Linked DNA regions of Homo sapiens: region 1 is linked to region 2. The links are chromatin contacts, found by Hi-C in ENCODE. All regions are on one chromosome and are shown on one strand. The core of a region is the stretch at or near the end of the contact, and the rest is flanking DNA. Distances in the headings are between cores, read along the strand shown.

Region 1 (2,700 bases), core at 30-2,529, 250 kb before region 2:
GTGTCCCAGCTGACCATATTCAGGGCACCCAAAGGAATAGAGGTTTCCTTTGCAGTCCATTATCATACTGATTTGCAGCCTCACAGGCCATTTTGGTAATTGGCAGGCTGTTGTACATTATCTGCACAGGGCTGGGGACAGCGTCTGTCTAGTTGCCAAGGCCCAGCTGCCCCATCTTGTTTTCCCCAAACGCAAACACGGAGCCCGTTTCCGTCAAGGCCAAGGTGTGGTTCCGCGCACACGCTGCACACAATCACTTCGTGGCTGAGACCCTCGGTGAGTCTGGGGGCTTCTACTCTCTTGGTGTCACCATGTCCCAGCTGCGCCTTCTCATTTCGACCCCAGCTCCACAGCTTTCCTTCTGTGGTGATGAGGAGGCTGTGTGCAGCACAGGAGCCAGAGACCACTGTCCGCACCCGGACCCCCGCCAGGCACCCATACCTATGGGGTCCCCACAAATTCTGACGGATATTGCCGTACGCAGCTTCCTGTTTAGGAACTTTTTTTTTTTTTTTTTTTTTGAGACGGAGTCTTGCTCTGTTGCCCAGGCTAGAGTGCAGTGGCGCGATCTCGGCCCACTGCAAGCTCCGCCTCCCGGGTTCACGCCATTCTCCTGCCTCAGCCTCCTGATTAGCTGGGACTACAGGAGCCCGCCACCACGCCCGGCTAATTTTTTTTGTATTTTTAGTAGAGACGGGGTTTCACCGTGTTAGCCAGGATGGTCTGGATCTCCTGACCTTGTGATCTGCCCGCCTCGGCCTCCCAAAGTGCTGGGATTACAAGCCTGAGCCACCACTCCTGGCCTTGTTTAGGCACTTATTTTCGACCAATCAAGTCCCAGTTGGTTGCCCCCAAAATCAAAAGCTCCCCTTTGCACTTTGTGAGGAAGTCCCTGTGGCCTTCCGCAGTGTATTGTGTCCCTGGGTACTTGAGATTAGAGAATGGTGATGACTTTTACCAAGCATACTGCCTTCAAGCGCTTTTTTAACAAAGCACAGCCTGCACAGCCCTAAATCCATTAAACCTTGAGTAAACACAGCACGTCTCAAGTTTGACGTGCTTCTTGGTGTGCTCGGGTTCGGCGACCACCACAGCCGCACCGCCCACCTTGCCTGCTGCCACAGGCTGCGCCGCGCGCTTGCCCCTGCCGGGGGCCCCGTCGAGCTCCAGGCCGTCCTCGTCGCCGCTGCTGCTGCTGCCACCACTGCTGCTACTGCAGCGCTCGGGAGGCTCGCGCTTCCGGCTGCGGGGCCGCCACGTTTCCTGGGCCCTGGCGTGGGCAGTGCCGTTGCCCGAGCTCAGCTCCTCCCAGGCCGCCACCGCCGCCTTCTTCCTGGGCATGGTTGCGGCTGGTTGGAGTGATGAGAAACCAGAGAGAAAAAAGGAAGAGAAGCAACTAAAAGACGGATCGGAGGGCTTTTTTTTTTTTCCTGGCCCAGACGAGGGCTCCAGCCCACTCAGATACACTTAAAAATGCGCCAGGATGTTTAATGCTGCAATCCAAAATTGGTTGGTAGCAGTACCTACTGTCAGTACCACCAGTAGACTTACTTATCACATGGTAAACAGAATGTCACACAGGCCACAGGTAAATTATTTACAGGACTTTCCTTATCAAAGATCATTAAAATTTAGGCCTAAAGGAAAACCTTGCCCCACGGAAATTCCCAAAGGATCAAAAGACACAGAAGTTTTAGTTTGGGAAGAATGTGTGGCCAATAGTGCGGTGATATTACAAAATGATGAATTCAGAACTATTACAGATTGGGCACCTTGAGGTCAATGCTACCACAATTGCACAGGACAAACTCAATTGTGTCCCAGTGCACAAGTGAGTCCAGCTGTTAATAGTGACTTAACAGAAAGTTTAGACAAACAGAAGCACATAAAATTACAGTCTTTCTACCCTTGGGAATGGGGAGAAAAAGGAATCTCTACTCCAAGACCAGAAATATTAAGTCCTGTTTCTGGTCCTGAACATCCAGAATTATGGAGGCTTACTGTGGCCTCATACTGCATTAGAATTTGGTCTGGAAATCAAACTACAGAAACAAGAGATCGTAAGCCATTTTATACTATCGACCTAAATTCCAGTCTAACAGTTCCTTTGCAAAGTTGTGTAAAGCCCTCTTATATGCTAGTGTTAGGAAATATAGTTATTAAACCAGACTCCCAAACTATAACCTGCGAAAACTGCAGATTGTTTACTTGCATTGATTCGACTTTTAATTGGCAACACCATATTCTGCTAGTGAGAGCAAGAGAAGGCGTGTGGATCCCTGTGTCCATGGACCGACTGTGGGAGGCCTCACCATCCATCCATATTTTGACTGAAGTACTAAAAGCCATCTTAAATAGAGCCAAAAAATTCAATTTTACTTTAATTGCAGTGACTATGGGATTAATTGCAGTCACAGCTACGGCCGCTGTGGCAGGAGTTGCATTGTACTCTTCTGTTCAGACAGTAAACTTTGTTAACCATTGGCACAATAATTCTACAAGATTGTGGAATTCACAATCTGGTATTGATAAAAAATTGGCAAATCAAATTAATGATCTTAGACAAACTGTCATTTGGATGGAAGATAGGCTCATGAGCTTAGAACATCGTTTCCAGTTACAGTGTGACTGGAATACGTCGGACTTTTGTATTACACCCCGAGTTTATAATGAGTCTGAGCATCACTGGGACATGGTTAG
Region 2 (2,700 bases), core at 79-2,578:
GCAACGTGGATGAGAGCTTCTTTCACAAAGTCCATGAAAGCAATTGGACTTCTTTCACGGGGAGGTTTGCTTCTAGCAGACCTTAGCGCAACGATTTAAAAAGGGTTACCGTAAGTTAAAACAGAGGTGACCCTGAAAAAGAAGGAATCAGTGTACCAAGAATCAGGCTCCTGGAAGAGCAGCAAAAATCTCTTCTTCAACCCATGTAAGCACCTGCACACAGATAAAGAGCACTCAACACCTCACCGAGGAAGACACTCTCCAGTCTTCCTCCTCTCCAACACTTCTTCCACACCATACACCAGACTGAAGGCCCCATCGTCCTCCTCTATGACTCCTGTCCTTTTCAGGGTGCTGTAAGTTGGGCGCCTACCACACCTCTGTGCAGAAAGCGCATAGCAGCTGCTCCCATTTACTGAGTCATACTCCATGCCCGAGTCAGACATCATCTCATTTAATTCTCACCACAACCTTGAGGATACGCATGGGCAGATGAGGAAATTGAGGCAAAGAGAAGTCAAAATCAGCCGGTAAATCAGGGGCATAAATAGAACCGTGCCCTTAACCACGGGCTATACCGCCTTTAAACCGTGCCCTTAACCACTGGCTATACCGCCTTCTAGATATCAACTTCTGAAAGGCAGGTGCCCAGTCTTGGCTCTGGGCAACCCCGCGAGCAACCCATGTTAGCTGAATGAGACTGAACCGCTGACAGCGAACAGGCTTGGGGAGTGACAAGGGGCGGCCCAGCCTCCGGAAATGGTCAGTTTAAAATGCTGCTCAGCTGGGGGCGGGGGCGTTGAGAGAGGGGTTTAACTGCACAGAAATGCCATCTGGCATCATTCCGCCAAACAACCGGGTTGGTTTCGGGCTTCCTGCGCGTCCAAGTCAACACTAATCCTCACAGGCACAAGGTGCCAAGCAGCCGGGAGCGGAGGGAACGGGGCTATGCTCTAGGAAGCTGAGGGCCTAGGTGGAAAGGGTGGGAGGCATCTCGGGCCCGAGAACCAAGGCAGGCGACCTCGCCACTTGGAAGAGGTGACCCTCATATGCCCAGGTAGCCAGGGGCTGGGGTGGGGAGTCACGACCCTGGTCCGGAGTCGACAGGGACGGAGCAGAGGACCGGGGAAAAAATCGCGAACCACCCCCCAATCCCCACGCCCACGCGCACTCACTCGACTGCGCCACGTCCCCTGAAGGCTGCTCCGATCCAAGTCCGGTGGTATCCCTAGGTAAGGCCCCGCTTGCCCAGACCCACTTGGCTCCGGGCCTTCGGGACTCACCGCACGGGAGGAGCAACCAGGCGGCGCAGCGCGGGCGAAAACTATGATTTTCAAAACTGAAGGCTCAGCCAATCCTCGGCAAGTTTGTCCGGGCGGTTGCAAAATTTTAAGCCAATCAAATAACAGGAAGTACCAGTCAGCCCTCCTATTGGCCATATCCACTAGCAATCTGCGGGACTAAGAGGCGGGGAAAGGAAGCGAAAGACTTTAAGCCCCCTCAGCTTCCGGGTGCTGCGGCCGCGGCCGAGAGAGGAAGTAGATCCCCGCCTGGGAGGAGCCCGCAGACCTGGAACTACGAGTCCCGGCGAGCACTGCGAAGGCCACGCGCGGCTTTCTTTCTTCTCCAAGCACGGTGGCAGTCTTCTGATCTCTGCTGCTTTTTTTTCCTCATAAAAACATGTATGTATATACTTACATTGCTGAAAGACCAGCTTTTTAATGTAACAAATTATCTAGGTACAGAAGTCATAGGTTCCTCTTCCCATGAGAAAAACATTCCTCAAAATACAAACCAAACAGCATCCCAGAGGGAGTAAAATTTCATTGTACTGAAACATATACAAATTAAGGCTACCTTGGTATATAAACAATTTAGAAATTATGATGGAATAGTTCCACCAAATCATTTACGTATAGGAATTCATGCCATTTTTTAAAGAATTGGTAGTGGGGCTCAATTCAAACAATATTATGCATCCTTACATTCAACTTAATACACTTAGCAGCTATAAGGAGTGTAACTGTAACCCCACTTCCTGAAATCTCAGGAGTAATGTTAAAAATCCAAACCCATCAAAGGCCAGGGTGTTACGGTATTTGGCTCATGAATCGAAAAGCCTAATCATTTCAATTTAATCTTTACAAGTAGAACAAGATCCAAACATGGGACGTTTTCTTATTTTTCTTTGCTTTTGTGGTTGTAATGCCCTTTTGGTTTTCTGAGCAAGCTGAATACATCTGATAAATACTACCATTGGACAAAGGATCTAAACATTGAGATGTTTTACTAAATCAAGGTTTCAAGTTGGCACAATGTTTTTACTAAGTCATATTTCAATTAGTTCATCTTTCCAATATGGAGGCGGGGGGGGAAAGACAAGGACTAATATGTCCTATAAAGAATCTCTGGCCGGCGAGATCCCGCCACTGCACTCCAGCCTGGGCGACAGAGCGAGACTCCGTCTCAAAAAAAAAAAAAAAAAAAAAAAAGAATCTCTGGCCGGGCGCGGTGGCTCACGCCTGCAATCCTAGCACTTTGGGAGGCCGAGGCGGGTGGATTGCCTGAGCTCAGGAGTTCGAGACCAGCCTGGGCAACACAGTGGAACCCTGTCTCTACTAAAATACAAAAAAAAATTAGCCGGGCGTGGTGGCTTGCACCTGTAATCCCAGCGACTCGGGAGGCTGAGACAGGAGAATC

Evidence for each region. Hi-C counts contacts between places; a loop is a spot of excess contacts on that map. Pooled maps may share reads with other maps.
Region 1: a loop to region 2 is called in a pooled map, with 4 times the contacts of the local background. The contact joins the enhancer-like site here to the promoter of INCENP in region 2. A Hi-C loop is called at or near these places in 4 of 50 pooled maps.

Annotation. Positions count from the first base shown.
Region 1 is chr11:62,369,775-62,372,474 of GRCh38, reverse strand. The region is part of intron 4 of ASRGL1 (asparaginase and isoaspartyl peptidase 1); the gene reads right to left. It also overlaps the pseudogene RCC2P6. Among named protein-coding and RNA genes, the nearest start is that of ASRGL1, 34 kb to the right of the region's middle. RefSeq lists enhancers at 718-1,240, 1,241-1,763. Within about 2 kb of position 1,279, at least 11 of the 41 ENCODE cell types and tissues checked have a DNase peak (open chromatin) inside an H3K27ac peak, as active enhancers do.
Region 2 is chr11:62,122,639-62,125,338 of GRCh38, reverse strand. It overlaps INCENP (inner centromere protein), which reads right to left and starts at 1,328. Exons shown (of 19, transcript NM_001040694.2): 1 at 1,176-1,328. It overlaps LOC124902681 (a long non-coding RNA gene), which reads left to right and starts at 1,628. Exons shown (of 2, transcript XR_007062697.1): 1 at 1,628-1,682. RefSeq lists enhancers at 457-1,038, 1,028-1,097, 1,628-1,717.